Linked DNA regions of Homo sapiens: region 1 is linked to region 2. The links are chromatin loops, found by intact Hi-C in ENCODE. Cell type or tissue: OCI-LY7. All regions are shown on one strand. Links, peaks and the distances in the headings refer to the core of each region. The heading gives the core; the rest is flanking DNA.

What was found. Peaks named below come from ENCODE experiments on the same cell type or tissue, not always from the same donor. Only the 100,000 strongest peaks of a DNase experiment are listed, where the experiment ranks them.
Region 1: it touches region 2 in a loop (5-fold over the local background); 12 of 110 quality-filtered maps call a loop at or near these places.

Annotation. Positions count from the first base shown.
Region 1 is chr2:234,478,548-234,488,720 of GRCh38, forward strand. No RefSeq gene overlaps it. Among named protein-coding and RNA genes, the nearest start is that of ARL4C, 13 kb to the right of the region's middle. In OCI-LY7, for the core only: CTCF peaks have their summits at 5,500 and 5,700; DNase peaks (open chromatin) are centred at 4,444, 5,154 and 5,524; H3K4me3 peaks cover 2,469 bases; H3K27ac peaks cover 4,132 bases.
Region 2 is chr2:234,350,038-234,360,210 of GRCh38, forward strand. No RefSeq gene overlaps it. Among named protein-coding and RNA genes, the nearest start is that of LINC01891, 99 kb to the right of the region's middle. In OCI-LY7, for the core only: no CTCF peak of the experiment used is centred there; DNase peaks (open chromatin) are centred at 5,194 and 5,564; H3K4me3 peaks cover 1,814 bases; H3K27ac peaks cover 2,854 bases.

The DNA.
Region 1 (10,173 bases), core at 3,462-8,461, 130 kb after region 2:
TAATAACCAGCAGCTTGCCTGGCATTGCAGGTTCTTGTGGTGGTGGGTGGAGTGTGTAGGTGTTCAACGCTAATCATGCTAAGCTTTGCTATGTCAACAGATAAACTCTGAAGTCTCAGTGGTGCAACACAGCAGAAGTTTTTGTCTAGCTCACATCACAGTTGGCTGCAGACTGAGCACAGTGACTCTAGGAAGAAGTGACTCAGGCTTCCAGGCAGTTCTCATCTTGCCCCTCAGTTATCTTATTTTTTTTTAATTTTTTATTTTTTATTGTTTTTGAGACAGAGTCTCATTCTGTCACCCAGGCTGGAGTGCAGTGGCATGATCTCGGCTCACTGCAATTTCTGCCTCCTGGGTTCAAGCGATTCTTCTGCCTCAGCCTCCTGAGTAGCTGGGACTACAGGTGCACGCCACCACGCCCAACTGATTTTTGTATTTTTAGTAGAGACGGGGTTTCGCCATGTTGGCCAGGCTGGTCTCAAACTACTGACCTCAAGTGATCCATCTGCCTCAACCTCCCAAAGTGCTGGGATTACAGGTGTGAGCCACTGCGCCCAGCCTCCTTCAGTTATCTTAGAATCCATTGCTCTCCACTCCCCTCTCCAGAGGGGAATGGAAGCAAGGAGAATGGATATTCTCTTGGAACTGTCCTTTTCCCCTCTAGTTACATTGGTAAGAACCAGTGGCATGGTCCCATCTCGATCCATGGGTCTGAGAAAGGGGAGACATGTGAGTGTGCAGGGGCGCAGGGAGATTCTGCCTCAGTGGGCGTGGAAGGGACCAGGAGGGGTTGTGATGTCGGGTGTAGGTAGTGACTGCCAGCATCTCTTGAGACTGCACATCACCTCGGGTCATGCATGCAGCTATTCCGAGGTCCAAGCATCTTAAGATTCTAAAAAAAAAAAAAAGGTTACGAAAGTCATGGATACTGAGAGATGTCCTTGAAATCTGACAAAACAAGTCTCATGAATATGTGAGGCCACACCAGCAACCAACTGGTATTGCTGTTTCCCTTCCTGCCCCATGTGCTGGCAGGGGCCGTTGCAATAGCCACGTCATGAAGGCAGAGCTGCGCATTTTCCAGGTGCTCTCCAGCTGTGGGCATGCATTTCCCTTCTGTAGCGTTCACCCTCTACACTGGGTTCGGCAAGTGTACATGCGAGGGCAGCCTATCACGCGTTGCATCTGTCTTCTGCAATACTGAAACCATGGCTTCGTTCCTTGCTACTCAGACCAGCAGGGTCAGCATCACCAGGCAGCTTGTTAGAAGTACAGAAGTTTGGGCCCCACCTGGGCCTAATAAACAAGACTTGGTGTTTTTCTAGCAAGTGCTCCAGGTGAGTCCTATGTGTATTACAGTTTGAGAAGCAAAGATCTATAGAATGTGTTCATTCCAGAGCAAGTCAGTAAGAACGGTAGATTAATGTCTAACTTGAATGGTGTTGATCATAATCCTAAAAGGGAACCGGATAGACAAGAGTTAATCTGAGTTTAAGAAGATCCAGACACAAAGACCGATCTGGAAGATCAACTTGGTCAAGGAAGAACAACTTGGAAACACAAGAACCCTTTTTACAGACTATTGAGTCCTTGGCTGAACTATAATGATGAATGAGTTCCTTATAGGAGTATAAGAGTGTAAATGTGCACACAGGTAGACATTCAAATGCTTTCATTTGGCAAAGCACCTGCAATTGGAATCAGCATCCTGACTTTACTGTAAGACAAACGGCAAAGTCACAGCCTACACCATGGAGTGCTGTTCTGGAATCAGTGCATATTTCTGGGAGTGTGAAAACCTAAGATCTGAAAGATGAAAGAAGAAATGTTAGAAATCATTGGTCAATGGCACCAGGCTGTTTTTTTCTTTTCTTTTTTTTTTTTTTTTTCTCCCAGGCCTGTTCAACCCTTGAGTCTTACCAGAGGAACCCTCTAATGTGATTTAGTACTCAAGGGCCCAACTGTAGCAGTTAAAGTGGATAACAGAAACTCAAACAAGCCCTCGTTAATAACTTAATTAAATCTGCCTGGGATATCATTTTCCTTGGCTGTTCAAATTTAGTCGTATAAGAATGGCAGTCTCTACTGGGTACAAACAAGTAAACTGTGATATCACTTATCATTCTCATCAGGCTGGCTAGAAAGGAATCCGTTCCTAAGGATCTTTCAAGATGACAAGTCTTGTCAGATAAGGTACTATGTTTGGGTGGGTTTTTTCTTTTTCAATTTTTTTATTTTTCTTTTTTCTTTTTTTTTTTTTTTTTTTTTTTTTGAGACAGAGTCTCGTTCTGTCGCCCAGGCTGGAGCACAGTGGCATGATCTCAGCTCACCGCAACCTCTGCCTCCTGGGTTCAAGTGATTCCCCTGCCTCAGCCTTCTCAGTAGCTGGGATTACAGGCATGTGCCACCATGCCCGGCTAATTTTTGTATTTTTAGTAGAGACAGAGTTTCACCATGTTGGCCAGGTTGGTCTCGAACTCCTGACCTCAGGTGATCCCCTAGCCTCGGCCTTCCAAAGTGCTGGGATTACACGCATGAGCCACCGCACCTGACCTCTTTTTCAATTTTAAAACTTGAGATAAAATTCACATACTATGAGATTCATGTTTTTAAAAAACAATGTTGTGATTTTGAGTGCATTCACAGTGCTGTATAGTCATCATCACTGCCTAGTTCTAGAACATTTTCATCACCCAGAAAAGAAACCCTGTACCCACTGCTGTCAATCTCTCCCACCCACAACCCCTCCAAGCCCCTGCCCACCACTCATCTACTTTCTGTCTCTCTGATTTGCCTATTGTGGACATTTCCTATAAATGGCACCATACAATATGTGTTCTTTTGTGTCTGGTTTCTTTCACTTAGCATAATGCTTGCTATGTTTATCCGTGTTGTAGTGTGTGTCAGTGCCTTATTCCTTTTCATGGCTGAATAATATTCTGCTGTACAGATATACCACATTTTGTTTATCCATTCATTAGTCGATGGACATTTGGGTGTTTCCACTTTGGGGCTATTATGAATAATGCTCCATGAACATAAATGTACGAGTTTTTCTGTAAACACATGCTTTCAACTCTCTTGGGTGGAGACCTAGGCGAGGGATTGATGGATCCGTTGGTAATTCTGTTTATTTTTTTGAGGAATGGCCAAATTGTTTCCACGGATGCTGCAGCATCTAACATCTCATCAGTAATGTATGAGGGTTACCAACGTTTGGTTTCCCGGTTTTTGTTTTTTATTTTAAAATTATGGCCATCCTCAGGGGTGTGAAATGATGTCTCATTGTGGTTTTATCTGCAATCCAGAAATGATTAATGATGTTGAGCCTCTTTTCCTGTGCTTATTGGCCATTTGTATATCTTCTTTGGAGACGTGTCTATTCAAATTCTTTGCCCATTTTTAAATTAGGTTGTCTTTGTTGTTGAAGATAGTATTTTTTTTGTGTCATAATTGGTTAAATTAGCTAAAGGTAAATGGTTTTTGCTTATATCACTACCTTTAGCAGAGACATTTTCACCTGGCAAAGCATATAAGAGACAACCTAATGGCTGTCTTATACACTGGGTTTCTATGGCCACATCTATAAAAGTTTCCCTTGAGATGAACAGTATCTTATTGAATTGAACAGGGAGAAATTGATGATGAGGATTAACTTGATTTGCTCACAAAATGATGTTATAGACCGGGCAAAGTGCCTCACGCCTGTAATCCCAGCACCTTGGGAGGCCGAGGAGGGCAGATCACCTGAGGTAGGGAGTTTGAGACCAGCCTGACAACATGGAGAAACTCTGTCTCTACTAAGAATACAAAATTAGCAGGGTGTGGTGGCGCATGCCTGTAACCCCAATTACTTGGGAGGCTGAGGCAGGAGAATCACTTGAACTCTGGAGGTGGAGGTTGCAGTGAGCCAAGATCGCGCCAGTGCACTCCAGCCTGGGCAACAAGAGCGAAACTCCATTTCAAAAAAAAAAAAGTTATATTCACTAACATTACTAACAAGAGAAGTGATCTCCATGTCTCAGTTTTAGTATTTCCATATAAAATAGTAGAATCTTATTTGCACTTATTTTGGAGCAGATTCTCCAATCTTGTTGAAGAATTAACATCCCACCAAGGTTTAGGGGCTGTCACAAATGTCACATACACGGTTCCTTCAGGAGCATCTGTGTCTCATGATAGGTTATTCTTAGTACTTGCAGCTCTGTGAGGTAGGTCTTATGCACCAATTTAAATATAGGGAAACAGGCTGAGTGAGTGTGTGACAATTTACTCAGGGTCACACAGCTAATAAGTGACAGGAATTGAATGAAAATATTGTTCATTTATTTAGCATCTTCTATGGATGTGGACTCTGAAAAGTTAAGAAAATTACCCAGGGTCACATGGTAGTTATGAACCTGAGCTACAGTTTGAATGTACACAGGCCTGATTCCAAAACTGCCACCTGCTCTGAGGTTACACTGTCTCTTTTGGCATTTTTGTTAATTCATACCACATTTCTCATTCTAAGTAAAAATCCATCTAAGCATGGTGACATGCATATCTCTGAGTTGTCTCCTCACTGTGGGATTTGACTTACCTCACTCCTGGCATAGCAGGCTTATTTTTCTGCATTCAAATATTTATGCCAATATGTTACATCTCAAGATAGTTTTTTTTTTTTTTTTTTTTTTTTTTTTTTTTTTTTCAGACAGAGTCTCACTCTGTCACCCAGGCTGGAGTGTAATGGCGCGATCTTGGCTCACTGCAACCTCCACCTCCCAGGTTCAAGTGATTCTCCTGCCTCAGTCTTCCGGGTAGCTGGGATTACAGGCATGCACCACCATGTCTGGCTAATTTTTGTATTTTTATTAGAGACAGGGTTTTGCCATGTTGGCCAGGCTGGTCTCAAACTCTTGACCTCTGGTGATCCACCTGCCTCGGCCTCCCAAAGTGCTGGGATTATAGGCATGAGCCACCGCTCCCAGCCAATATAGCATTTTAGCACGGATTTTTACCCTGAAACTCAGCTATAAAACTTATGTAATATTAACAAGATAAGAGCTCCCTGTGAACGTAGGAGGCTGAATGGGAAGTGGGTACAGGGCCAGGTGTAATCAGTGAATAGGCAGCTGTCCCCAGTGCCTTCTGTGAGGACTTCCCCATAGTTTGTGGTTTCCTGGTGTCTTGAAGCTAATTAAACTTGGAGATTCAGATTCACGACGTCTCAATTCACAGAAATCATGAGTTATGGTTGAATGGCATCCCCTGCAAAAGATATTGAAGTCTTAACTCCTCGTACCGTGAATGAGACCTTATTTGGAAATAGAGTATTTGCAGATGATCAAGTTTAGATGGGGTCACTAGGTGAGCCCTATTCCAACATGATCATGTCCTCACAAAAAGGTGAAATTTGGACACAGAGACCTGCACACAGGGAGAATGTCATGTGAGGGTTGGGGTGATGCTGCCGCAAACAGGAAAACCAAAGATTGCCAGCAAACCACCAGAAGCTGGGGGAGAAGCCTGGAACACACACCCTGGTGGCCTCAGAAGGAACCAACCCTGCTGACACCTCGGTCTCAGGCTTTCAGCCTCCACAACTAGATGACAACACAGTTCTGTTGCCAAAGCCCCTCTGTTTGTGGTGTGTTGCCATGGCAGCCCTGGGAAACTAACACACCAACTCACAAACCAAAATGTAAACGGGTTAATTTGCCGTTAGAGTTGTACCTGCCAAGGGGGCATTTATTTGTGTCTGCTGTCCAGGCTCTCCACCCCACGTAGGAAAACCATGGCAGCCATCAGTGGCCACACTGGCTGTTGAAAGAGTGAGGTCTCTGCTGCCAGCGTCTCTTGGGGTCTCCTGTTTTCCACGCCTTGTTGGCTGGCCTGGGCCCTGTGGGTGGACACCATCCTTATGTGGATCCACTAACTGCTTTGTCCAGATCTAACTCTGGCCAGGACAGTAGGCTGTCTCTTTAAGTTTCCTTCTTATATACCGATACTCATCCGTGACAAATCGACATTACAGTTTGACTCTTACAGGTGAGCCATATTTTCAATGGGGAGGGTGTCTTCTGTTGCTTCCAGTTTCCTGATTATTTCTTCTGAAAACCAAGGGTTATTCATCATCCAATAAACACTAAATGGTATTTAGGTATTCCTAAGTATCAGGCCCTGTGCTAGGCTCTGGGGATTTAGAAATCAACACGTTGGATAAAACTCTCTGCCTCCGTGGTGCTTTCATTCTAGGAGGGTGTGGTGGGCAGAATAATGGTCCCCCAAATGCTCATGTCCTAATTGCTGAAACCTGTGAATATGTTACCCCACACGGCATAAAGAACGCTGTGGATGTGATTAAGCTGAGGACCTTGAGGTGGGGAGTTTGTCCTGGATTATTTGGGTGGGCCCGGTGTCTTCATAAGGGTTCTTATAAGAGAAAGACCAGAGTCAGAGAGAGATTTGAAGGTGCTGTGCGGCTGGCTTTGAAGATATTAGGTTGGTGCAAAAATAATTGCATTTTTTACCATTAGTAACGGCAATTACTTTTGCACCAACCTAATAAAAGGGAGGCCATGAGTCAAGGAACATGGGCAGCCTCTAGAAGCTGGAGAAGGCGAGGAACAGACTCTCCCCTGGGGCTGCAGAAGGAGCAACCTCTGCTGACACCTGGATTTGAGGCCTTCTGATCCCTAGAACTGTAAAAGAATGCATTTGTGTTATTTGGGGCCACTAAGTTTGTGGCCATTTTTTTCAGGAGCAGTGGAAACTAACACATAGGAGAGACAGACAATGAACAAATCATTGAGGAAAATGCGTATTATGTCAGTGGAATTATGTGCCATGGAGAAAAATGATGCAGGGAGGGGAGAGACAGTGAGGGATGGGAGTTACAATTTAAAATGAGGCTGGGCAAGGCTGGACCCAGAAGGGGATGTTGGAGCAAAGACCTGAAGGAAAGGAAGGATGGAGCCAGGCAGTCCCTTGGGGGACAAGTGTCCTAGGGAGAGGGAACTGCCAGTGCAAGGACCTCTTGCAGGCTTCCTCAACCTCAGTGCTATTGACATTCTGGGCCAGATCATTGTCTGGGGAGCTGTCCCAGGCATGGTAAGATGTTCAGTGGCATCCTGGCCTCTACCCACCTGATGCCTGTAGCCCCCTCCCCTTAATGGTGACACCCAAGCATGTCTCAGGACATTGCCATTGCACCTGGAGGACAAAATCACCCATGGTTGACAGCCACTGCTTTAAAGGGACCAGAGAAACATGGCTGAGGCACGAAATTTTCTGGGGTGCTGGCATGATACAAAGCCAAGGTCCCAACAAATGAATGAATGCTCTGATGCTTGCATTCAGGGAACAGCAGCATCAGCCTCACTGGGAACTTACTAGAAAAGCAGAATCTCATGACATACCCCAGCCCCACCAAGTCAGGATGCGCGATGCAACGGAATCCCCAGGCAGGCAGTAAGTATGCCCATCAGATTTGAAAGGCGCTGGTTCAGAGATCCCTGTGCGGTCCTTCTCAGCTGCAATGGTGGTGGATGCTGCACCAATTAGGAGTCCATTCATGAGACAGATATCCTGGGGTACCTGCCATGTGCAAGTTTCCAGCTCAGGGCTGTGTAGAGCTGCCTCATGGCAGGTGCACAGGCTCTGAGGTCAGACTGCCTGGGTTCAAATCCTCACTCTGCATAGTAGCACTGTGACCCTGGCAAGGCACCCAGCACCTCCAAGCCTGTTTCTGTATTTCTGTAGTGAGGCTAATGATAAAAATAGTCCTGATTCCATGATGTTTACTGTCAGGGGTAAGAAGGACAGCCCAACTAACATGTTTGGCTCAGTGCTTGGCACTCCAAAAGTGGTCAACCTTTGTTTTTAAGAGTATCTATCTGTCTGTCTATCTGTCTGTCTGTCTATCCAAAGGAGGCAGTTGGTGGAGGCAGGAAGTACATGCCTACCTCATAGTGCTTCAGAGAGGATTAAATGAGATGACTGTCAAGTGCTCAATTCAGCATCTAATATAAAACAAACACTGCATGAATGGCAGTAATTAATATTATCAGAATAATTTCTTTTGAGAAAATGAACAGTGGTAAAGGGCTTAACAATGAATGACGTTCTCAGCTGTTTACTCTGAATTACACTCTTGTGGCCAGAATGTCCTTGGCTCCTTGGCAGTAATTGTCAAACCAGGATGGGAGCAGTCAGTCCTTCCACTCCCCCAGCCTGGGCCAAGCAAGGCAGGTTTCCATCTGCTTGTGACCTCTTGTCACACACAGAGAGGGTGGAGAGGCTTCTCTCACATGGCAGCTCTTGTGGGGAGCTCTCATTGTTTTTGCAACATCAGGGTTGGTGATGGTGTCTGAAGGATAGCTGAAATCCCAAGCCCTGAGTTCAGGCAGTCCTGGGGTTGGTTATTCCAGCAGTTGGATGACATTTTCTAAGACCTAGGTTCCTTTCATATTTCCTTTCTGCCATCCTCAGTGTCTGGGTTGGCTCTCCTCATGGGATCAGGATGGCTGCAGTCACTCCAGGCATCACATCTTCATTTGCTGAAATTCAGAGACAGCAAAGGAGAGCCATATGGTCCCTATGTCTCATTTTCCAATATAAAATTTTTTTTCCAAAGCCCACCCGCTCTCTCTTCTACAAAAAGCCTTTCCTTTCATCCTCATTGGTCAGAATGGCAACAGGACCTATCCTAAGCAAATTGCGGGCAACAGGAATGATTGATTTTATGGTTGATATTAATTTCTCTTAAAGCTGGGGATAGGGTAGCCTTTTCTGAATACAAAACCATGAGACAGAAGGTGCCATCCAAGCAAAATCAGGGTCCTGCCAGCAAGATAAGATATTGACTGTATAGGTTACCTGCAGTGTCTCCTTCTGAGGCCTTCACCCCATATCAGACCCTTTAATCTCTGATTCCAGCATCCAATTATCTATACAATCAGATTCAGGAAGAGCAGAATTAAGACACAGCCTGGATTTCAGGGGGAAGTAGTCATTCGCAATACTTCTGCAGGAAATTCTTAACTCTATGACAGCAACCGGATTGCAGGCAGACCACACATCTCCCTTTAGGTTGATGGAGCCCTGGTTTAGAACCCGGAGCTGGGCCCACACCAAGATTCCCATCCATCCCAGGATTTCTAATCAGTTAAGGCATCTCTTGGGAAGAACTCCATGGAGGGGACTAGTGGGCTGATACACCTGAGAAAGGCTCCAGGAGAGAGAGCCAGTGTCAGATAAAAGGGGGATTCTGGGATGGCACAGCATTAGACACTCAGATAATCCCTGGGCTCTTTGACTCCTGTGTTCCTTATGTGCAAGAGCAGACACTGAGGAGCCAGGCCCCCGAAATATCTGCAGGACATTGAGAATGGGGCGGACCCAGGTGGGGTCACCAGTGTTTGGGGTTAGCAGTTTGAGCCATCATGCTGATCATGATGATCAGCTTCTCCAAAACCTGCAAAACTGGCACTGCCTCCAGGAGTCAGGGAAGGAAAGGAAGTGGAGGAGGCTGAGGACATGTGGAGGAGGCTGAGGACATGTGTACAATGAACATCCCTCCCTGCCCCAGGAAATCTCTGAAAGAGTTGGAGAAGGATTTTGAGGGGGGCAGAATTCTTCACATGGCAGGTACCAGGACCACAGAGTAATATCCTTAGGGAACATACATTGCTTCTGGCTCTATCCCAAGGCTGGTGTGGCTTGCAATGGTGGGTTTGGTTAAATTTGTGACTTTCTCTTTGGTAAAATGATGGATGCTTTGCACTGGAGTCAAGCACCTCACTTGATCATTTAGGCCTGACTCACCTACTAGAATATCAGCCCTCTGAGGACAAGTGCCTTTGCCTATATCACAGTCTCCCCAATATTGTGGGTGTCACTATTGGTTGTCCATTCTGTTTTTGGAAGCTTTTTTATATGATAAATACAGCATCCCAGCACACTTCAAATTACATAGCAATGCAAATTTTCATTCATGTAATAATGGATTCAAACACATATTTATGAAATAAACTGTTGCAATGATCATTACTTACCATGATGCCTTTTAAATGTTACAATTGTAGTTTTTTTAGTTGTTATGAGGCATAGGCAGTTGAAATTAACTGCACAGTGAGTTAGCGTTTAAGGAAATGGAAACACCCAGGAGTAGCCATTAGAAGAATGAGAATT
Region 2 (10,173 bases), core at 2,685-7,684:
GAAGAAATATTTTAATTTTATCTTCTCTGCATATTATTCCCACATTTTTCTTCTTAATTTTGTATACTTATGTTTTATCTTTTTATAATATTTTCACATTGTATATCTATTCTCATTTCTTCAAAAAGAAATATTGGTAATGTTTTAGGTGTTGAGGATACCCGGGGGAAAATAGGATAGGATTCCTGCCTTCATGATGCAGATATAGCCTAGCACTGTCTATTCTGTTAAATGTTTCTCAAAGAAAGATTCACTTGTAAAAAGTTTTCCCAAATTTATTAATATGTACATTTGCCTTAATTATTTTCTTTCTACTATTTACTATTTTCCCATATTTGTTTTCTTTTCTTTCTTTTTTTTTTTTTGAGACAGGGTCTCACTCTGTTGCCCAGGCCAGAGTGCAGTGGTGCTATCATAGCTCACTGCAGCCTTTATTTCCCAGGCTCAGGTGATCCTCCCACCTCACCCTCTCGGGCATTACATCCTTCTTGGGATTACAGATGTGCACCACAACACCCAGCTAATTTTTTTTTATATTTTTAGTAGAGACAGGGTTTTGCCATGTTGCCCAGGCTGGTCTTGAACTCCTGGACTCAAGCAATCCACCTGCCTCTGTCTCCCAAAGTGCTGAAATTACAGGCATGAGCCACAGCACCCAACTGTTTTCTTGAATTTTTCCCTAACACATTTTCCTGAATGCTTAACTGTCTTTATTTTAACTTTTTCTTAGTTAATAATATAAGAATTTAAGGCCATGAATTTGATTCTAAAAGTAACATTAGTTTCAACCTAACCTAGTTTCAAAGTTTTTATTTGCAGCATTCTCATTTTTTTAAATTACACATTTAACTTTTTTGATTCTAAAAATATTAATTACTATATTTGTAAATTCTTGCATTGCTTTCGTGCCTAGAAAGTTTTTCTTAACTGAAGATAAAGACAATATTACAGTTTTTAATTTTTATTTATTTATTTATTTTTGAGACACAGTCTTGCCCTGTCACCCAGGCTGGAGTGCAGTGGCACGATCTTGGCTCACTACAACCTCCACCTCCTGGGTTCAAGCAATTCTCCTGCCTCAGCCTCTCAAGTAGCTGGGGTTACAGGCACTCGCCACCACGCCTGGCTAATTTTTATATTTTTGGTAGAGACGGGGTTTCACCATGTTGGCCAGACTGGTCTCAAACTCCTGACCTCGTGATCTGCCCACCTCGGCCTCCCAAAGTGCTGGGATTACAGGCGTGAGCCACCGTGCCCAGCCTAATTATTATTTTTTAAACTCTAAAATTAGAGGTACTCTAGTTTAGCTACTCTAAATAGACTTTTTTTGCAGACTTTTCAAATTTTAAAATAATAATCATAAGTTGAACTACCTGGTCTTAGAATCTTATGTGGAAGTTACGTGTTACTTTAATCAAAATTTATTTTAGACTACATCAAGTGAGGTTTTTTATGTAGCAAATCTTGCTTTCAATACTATTTATTAAATGAATTTTCCTTTCTCACTATTTTATGATATCACTGCTTTCAGGTTAATTTCTTATATACTTTTGGCCCATGAGGGAGCAGTGTCCATTATTTAGATATGTTTATTTATTTTTTAGTTAGTACAGGTTTATAATATTTCTTAAGGGCTTCATTATTACTTATCTTTAGTAGAAATTGTTAGCTCTTCCACTCATTTTTTTCAGATTACCTCAATACAGAAAAAGAAATTGTGGGTGAAAGAGTACCTAGGTGCCAAGGCAAGAGATTGAAAGCACAAACTGTTTCAGTATAATAAAGAAAATAAAATAGTTAGAATAAGAATAGTCATAATACAAATTAGATGCAGAGATGATCATGGACAATTATCAATCATTATTATAAACATTATTAATCATTAGCTTTTAATATTACTCTTTGTTGCATTACTAACATAACCTAGGAATAACCGGCGGGTATAGGGTCAGGTGCTGAAGGGACATTGTGAGAAGTGACCCAGAAGGCAAGAGGTGAGCCCTCTGTCACGCCCACATAAGGGCCACTTGAGGGCTCCTTGGTCAAGGGGTAACGCCAGTGTCTGGGACGGCACCCGTTACTTAGCAGACCGCGAAAGGGAGTCTCCTTTCCTTGGAGGAGTCAGGGAACACTCTGCTCCACCAGCTTCTTGTGGAAGGCTGGATATTATCCAGGCCTGCCCGCAGTCATCCGGAGGCCTAAACCCCTCCCTGTGGTGCTGTGCTTCAGTGGTCACCCTCCTTGTCCTCTTTCATGCTCCGCCCGTACTTCTGGTCCCTCTTTGAAGTTCACAGTAGATAGTGGTAGAAGAAATAGTGAAAGTCTTAAAGTCTTTGGTCTTTCTTATAAGTGCAGAGAAGAGAACGCTGATGTATGCTGCCTTCTCTCTCTGCTTCGGCTACCTAAAAGGGAAGGGCCTCCTGTCCTGTAATCACGTGACTTGCTTCACCTTGTCAGTCATTTAGAAGATTCACCCTCCTTACCCTGTCCCCTTGTCTTGTATGCAATAAATATCAGTGAGCCCATCCATTCGGGACCACTACCAGTCTTCCGCATCTTGATGGTAGTAGTCCTCCAGGCCCAGCTCTTTTCTCTTTATCTCTTTGTCTTGTGTCTTTATTTATAACAATCTCTCGTCTCCACACACGGGGAGAACACCTGCTAAGCCCCATAGGGCTGGACCCTACAAAAAATATAATAGCAAGTTATTGGACTTAAATTGAAACTGTAGTTAATTGGACATAAAAATAACATTTACAACCCTGATGCGTTTTGCTACTCAGGAATATTACGAGTTTCTCCAAGTCTTTTCAGTTATTTAACTTAGGTGCCTTTTATCATTTTATTGTTCATTTGTTCCTCAAATGAGTTCTTACATTTTGGGCTAAGTTTATTCCCAGATAGATGTGATATATAGTTGTTCATATATACATAATACACACGATTGCACATACATATGCACATATGTGCACACATGCATACATACAGTAGGGCTTTCTCCTGCTGGGTATTGTCATTAGTAAGAAGGTTAACAATTTGTTCACATTTATTTCGTTGCATCTCATAAACTACTGAGTTCTGTTTTCCGTTATAATTCTAATTTTAGTTGATTATCTTGGGATTTCTAGGTAGACAGTTAAATAATCATCTGACAATTAGCATTTCTCTCCTTTTGAAACTATTTCTGTCACATGTCTTATTGCATTGGCTGCAATTTCTAGAATGATGTTAAAGAGGCATAGTGATGAAGTTCATGCCCTTATCTTTAATGAATCTTCCTGGAGCATTTCAGCTTTGAGCATGACACTAATCATTGCTTTGAGATTAAGTATCCTTTAGAGAAAGTAGCCTTTCTGCCATACAGTAAATTATTATTGCATATTTAGGGCATGTCAGTTCTTGAATTCCCACTATGTGGTGGCATTATAATGTTAGAGAAAAGAACATGGGCTCTGCCAAATGAAGTTATTTGCCTATTTTCAAGCTAAACTAATACTCTCATCTCCTAGAAAAATGAGGTTGACACTTTTCTTTTTTCCTCCAAGTTCAAATTAAACCTGCAGCAATTCTGCCTTCAGTAAAGCTGTCTTAATTTTATTTACCAAATTTGTCATGTAATCATCCCTATTTATCTTTCATTGACCAGGATTCTGAGTTTTCCAAATCATTGCCTACATAGAGGAAAAAAGTCGAAAATAGTAAAAGAAAATGGGAGAACACAAGGTGTTCCTGTTTACTCCCATCGAGGCCTTCTCCTCTGGCCTCCTTGGACTCCCCCAAGTCTCTTCCTGTTGCGGCTGGAAGGGTCTTGTTTACCGAGTTCTGAGGAGTGGCCACTCTCCTCCCTGGGGTTTGATGGCACCTGTATCACCGCATCTGGTTTCCTGAGCCTCAATGCAGTAGAATTTGGAAGATCACAATGTTAATTTTTTCCTTCAATGAGATTTGCCATTTATTGAAAAGGAAGCTTTCTCCCCCATGGTAATACAATTTTTTTTTTTTTTGTAATTTGTAGATGACAAATACAAATCTGGACGATACACAATAGCTCGTTTCTTCATTATGTGTTCTCTGGAGAGGCAATTATTTTGTCAGTGGCATATATGAATTTTTTTAACTTTTAGTATTTTTTTATGTGCAACAGCTGCTGGCAGAGTTTTGGACAGCCATCTACCATCCTACTGCACTGACAGTGGGATCTGTGTTCTTTCCCACCTTCTCCCTTCCAGAGGCCGTCGGCCGTAAGAGCCAGAGGGGACTTTTGGAGTTATGTAATGCAACATTTCCCAGAATCTGTTCGGGACACACTAATTTTTAAAGATGAGCTTTGACAAAGGGGTCTAGTGATCTAGCCCACAGATTTGCAATCAATAAAGAGAAATCCTGCAAAAAAAGATGTGTGTTTCACTTTGTCTAACCCAGAGTTTTCCAAACATTATCACATAACATCTTCCCTTGCCTACAGTGATATCAGATCTCCAAAACACTTTAAAAACATGCTGCCCTTACCCACTTCTCAAAGAAAAGTCCCACTATTCGGGTGCCTGTAATCCCAGCTACTCAGGAGGCTGAAACAGGAGAATTGCTTGAACCTGGGAGGCGGAGTTTGCAGTGACCCAAGATCCTGCCATTGCACTCCAGCCCGGGCAACAAGAGCGAAACTCCGTCTCAAAAACAACAACAACAACAAAAAACAAATAAATTCTCTAGTACTTAAGCCTGAGAATTCTGGGCTAATATAAAATCCTTGCACAAACAAAATCATCAAATTTGGTGAAAATGTTGGGAGTGCATATAATCATTTGGTTTGTTGCATAAAATTATGTTAAGGACACAAGAAAGAAGTTAATTATAAAATTATATGTTAGCATAGAAATATAAAGAAAAATAAATTGAACATTTGGTGAGGCCTTAAAAAAAAAAGTCCCACCATTTCCCTTATGAGTGGTGAATTAAAAATGATATCAAAACATCCTGTTGATCCCTTAGTTATTTATAATTGTGACGAAGTTTATGGTGCAATCTACATGCAAATATGGCCCCATAATATCTACTTAGGTGTGTCTCTTTCCTTAGCGTGAGCTCAGCCAGTATCTGCTTTTGCTATTTTCATCAACCATGAATCTTTCCAGTGAGCTTTGAATCCTCATGCTCACGGACACCTGGCTGTGCTGTGCGCACCCCAGCTGACTCGAGACAGCCTGGGGCCGGCTGGCGGCTGTTACTGTGGAGGTTGTTCTGGCGAGGCAAGGAGGATTTCCACCTGGATGAGCTGCAGGCTCATGGGGGTTATTAGTGCACAGTGACTCTGAGGCTGACATCCCAGTCATGGACCTGTGTGGACCAATTCCATCCTCTCCTTCCCAAGCCCGAGGCTGAATGCTTGACCTCAGCTAGCTGGGCTGTCAAAGTGCTTGGAAGAACTTTTCCAGCAAGGATGAAAGGGTTGAGCATCTCTTTATCTTCCCTGGTTGCATCACTTATTCACCAGGGCAAGGTTTCCCAGAAAGCTGCAGTGGGTTAGGGGTCGAGAGCAAAGTACTCAGCCCACATAGAGTTAGCAGCTGCCTGTGGCTGGTGACAGCGGTCCCTCAGGATTCTGAACGTCTCTAACTGTATCAGGTAATCTGGTTCAGTGCCCCTGGCTGCTGCTTTCCAGGGTGCTCAGGTTAAATGCAGATTTCTACAGATTTCCTGAATGTGCAGGGGTGTGTCCTGGGAATCGCCTTCTAAACAAGCCCCCAGGTGATTTTTTTTGCCCATGGAAGTATGAGATGGTTTGTTACCAGAGGTACAAACCATCTTTTTCTTTACCAAGTCTCTAAATGCAAGTGTCAGATAACATCTGACACTTAATGTAAGACCAACTGTTCTTTTTTTCTTTCCTCCCTTCCTCCCTTTTTTTTTTTTCAACTGCTTCTTCATGAGCAGTCACTGTCTACTCACCACCTCCATCCTGTCTTGATGATTTAGGACTCTGGTCACCTCTGCTTCTGCTCCCAAGAAAAACCCTTCAGCTTTGAAGTACTAGGAACAAACAAAACAAAAAAAGTACTTAAAAGAAACTGTGACAGAGAGGCAAGCAAGCCCTCCCTTACCCATTAATAACGGCCACTGCATCCTCCAAACAAGGCCCCCAAACAGCAACCACAAAACAAAGAGTGCACCAGGCTCTGCCCCCGGCCTCTGGTAAAGGTCTGACAACCAAAGACACCAACGGAAAGTCTGACAACCAGAGTCTTGGCTCCTCTGGTTGAGTTCACGGGACAGGCAAATTCCCAATATTCTACGATGCTATGATACAGGGCTGTCGCCATGCAATGCAATCCTGAGTTATTTGGGGGGTGGCATAAAGAGCAGAATTAATCAAACAGCATCACATTAAATCCCTGCTTCCTAAGTGAAAATGTAGGAAGGATCATTTCATTCATTCATAAATTATACTTACAAAAGGACCTCCAGAAAAACAAACTTCTTTATGCATAAACTTATTGACGAACTTGGTTCATGACAGCTTTCTTAAAAAGCATGAGCGTAAATAGACTTGGAAATGCATACGAATAACAAGTATTTGTTGAGCACTTACAATATGCCATACATATAATCTATATGTACCATCTATATAATTGTTCATATTTATTAAATACTTATTATGGGCCAGGCACTATGTAAAAGAGTTTACAAGATTTATTCTACTTAATCCTTTCAACAACCAGAGGAGATACTAGTATAAAAGGATGCCCATTTTATAGTTGAGAAGATTGAGGCTTACAGTGTTTTAAGGTCATAGATTTATAAGCTTCTGTGTCAGAAATAAAAACCAAGCCTGTTTGAGTATAGGTTTCATTTGCTTAATCTCTGCACTCTACCATTTACTATAACTTAGCCAGTACTTATTTTCATAGCTGAGATATTCCGTGGTCATGGAAAGGTGAGATTAAATCACAGTTGGTGGTTCTCTACAAAGCTGACACATGCAAGCAATTCAACGTGGAGACTGTTCTCAGTGCTCAGTGAGGCTGGATGTTCTGGTCTCCAGAAGGGCTGTGGAGACACAGCATCCTTTTTGTCCATAAGAAAACTGGCTCCCACCTGAGGGTGAGGACTCCAGAAAGGAGCCCAGGAACTGGCTTCCAGTGCACAAAGCAGGTGCCCTGGGAGGGCTGCCTTTCTGAGGATTTTTTTTTTTTAAATAAAATCCATCCCCATTTTCAATTTTTTTCTTCTCATTTCAAAGAGAACCCCCAATAACAATGACTTTCAAATGCAAGTGGCACCGCCTACTGCACAATTGTCCTCTAGACCCTGCCGTCTGCCCTCTGAAGTAGGCGTGAGTGAGCTCCTCTTTCCACCACTGCAGGAACAGGTGGAAGGAGAGGGGATCTCGGCTTCCAATTGTTGTTCGTGATGCCGGTGGCCCTCAGCCTCATATTTCTGGCCATCCTGGTGTGGTCCTCATGCATCCAGTTAACCTAGGTGAAGGGTGGACTTAGAATGAGAGAGCAGGAAGAAGAGCAGCATGAGCAGAATTTCTCACCATGGTCTCCCTTCAGCGGCAAACGGAGCCTTCGTGGGGGCACTTTACCAAAGAAATGAGGTTGACACACAGCCTAGGCCACCTCCAGCCTGAGCAATGGTGTTTCTTTCTATCTAATTTGCAGGGGCTCCCCTGTGTCACGACAGAGAGAAGATGCCCCCCACACACTGGCACAACCGGCCAGACTTGGGATCAGACCCAGGTCAAGCAGAGCCTCAGGAAAGGGACCTGAGAGAGGCCAGCTCCCTGGGGGTTTGTCTAAACAATACCCAGAGGAACAGGCCATACTGGAAGTTAAGAGCCCAAAGGCTTTTTGATGCCACAGGATGATATCTCCCTTCCCTTTCCTTCCCTTCCCTTCCCTTCCCTTCCCTTCCCTTCCCTTCCTTTCCCTTCCGTTTCCTCCCCTTCCATCCCATCCCCTCCCCTCCCCTCCCTCCCTCCCTCCCCTCCCCTCCCCTCCCCTCCCCTCCCCTTCTCTTCTTCCCTTCCTTTCCCAACAGAGTCAGTCTGTCACCAAGGCTGCAGTGGAGCAGTGCAATCTTGGCTCACTGCGACCTCTAACTTCCAGGCTCAAGTAATCCTCTTGCCTCAGCCTCCTGAGTAGCTGAGACTACAGGTGTGCCACTTTTTTTTCTAACTTTTATTTTAGGTTCAGGAGTACATGCACAGGTTTGTTATGTAAGTAAACTTGCATCACAGGGGTTCGTTGTACAGATTATTTCATCACCCAGGTACTAGGCCTAGTACCCGATAGATATTTTTTCTGATCCTCTCCTTCCTCCAACCTCCCACCCTCAAGTAGGCCCTAGTGTCTGTTTTTCCCCTCTTTGTGTCCATGTGTTTTCATCATTTAGCTCCCACTTAAGTAAGAACATGAAGTATTTGGTTTTCTGTTCTTGGGTTAGTTTGTTAAGGATAATGGCCTCCAGCTCCATCCATGCTCCTGCAAAGGACATGATCTCTTTCTTTTTTATGACTGCATAGCATTCCATGGTGTGTATATGTACCATATTTTCTTTATCGAATCTGCCATTGATGGGCATTTAGGTTGATTCCATGTCTTTGCTATTGTGAATAGTGCTGCAATGAACATACATGTACATGTGTCTTTATGGTAGAATGATTTATATTCCTTTGGGTATATGCCCAGTAATGGGATTGCTGGGTTAAATGGTAGCTCTTTTTTTCACTCTTTGAGGAATTGCCACACTGCTCTCCACAATGGCTGAACTAATTTACACTCCCACCAACAGCATATAAGGGTTTCCTTTTCTCTGCAACGTCACCAGTATCTGTTATTTTTTGACTTTTTAGTAATAGCCATTCTGACTGGTGTGAGATGATATCTCATTATGGTTCTGATTTGCATTTCCCTAATGATATGTGATATGGAGCTTTTTTTCATATGCTTGTTGGCTGCAGATATGTATGTCTTCTTTTGAAAATGTCTGTTCATGTCTTTTGCCCACTTTTGAAGGGTTTTTTTTTTCTTGTAAATTTGTTTTTTTCTTACAGATGCTGGATATTAGACCTTTTTCAGGTATACAGTTTGTAAGTATTTTCTCCCATTCTGTAGGTTGTCTGTTTACTCTGCTGATAGTTTCTTTTGCTGTGCAGAAATTCTTTAATTAGGTCCCATTTGTCAATTTTTGCTTTTGTTGTGATTGCTTTCTAAGTCTTCATCATGAAATCTTTGCCAGCTCCCATGTCCAGAATAGTACTGCCTAGATTGGCGTCCAGGGTTTTTATAGTTTTGCATTTTACATTTAAGTCTTTAATCCATCTTGAGGTGATTTTTGTATATGTTGTAAGGGAGGGGTCCAGTTTCAATCTTCCATATATGGCTAGCCTGTTCTCCCAGCACCATTATTGAATACGGAGTCCTTTCCCTATTCAGGTGCTTGTTTTGTCAGCTTTGCCAAAGATCAGATGGTTGTAGCTGTGTGGCTTTATTTCTGGGCTCATTATTCCATTCCATTGGTCTATGTGTCTGTTTTTGTACCACTACCATGCTGTTTTGGTTACTGTAGCCCTGTGGTATAGTTTGAAGTCAGATAATGTGATGCCTCCAGCTTTGTTTTTTGTTTGTTTTTTGCTTAGCATTGCCTGGGCTATTCCAGCTCTTTTTTGGTTCCATATGAATTTTTAAATAGTTTTTCCTAGTTCTGTGAAGAATGTCATTGGTAGTTTGATAGGAATAGCATTGAATCTGTAATTGCTTTGGGCAGTGTGGCCATTTTAGTGATACTGGTTCTTCTTATCCATGAGCATGGAATGTTTTTCTGTTTGTTTGTACCATTTCTTGATTTATTTGAGCAGTGTTTTGTAATTCCATTGTAGAGGTCTTTCACCTCCCTGGTTAGCTGTATTCCTAGGTAATTTTTTTTTCTTTTTGTAGCAATTGTGAATGGGATTGCATTTCTGATTTGGCTCTTGGCTTGACTGTTGTGGGTATATAGGAATGCTCATGATTTTTGTACATTGATTTTGTATCCTGAGACTTTGCTGAAGTTGTTTATCAGCTGAAGGAGTTTTGGACCCACACTATGGGGTTTTCTGTATAGAATTATGTCATCTGCAAACAGGGGGTTCCTCTCTTCCTATTTGGATGTCCTTTATTTCTTTTTCTTGCC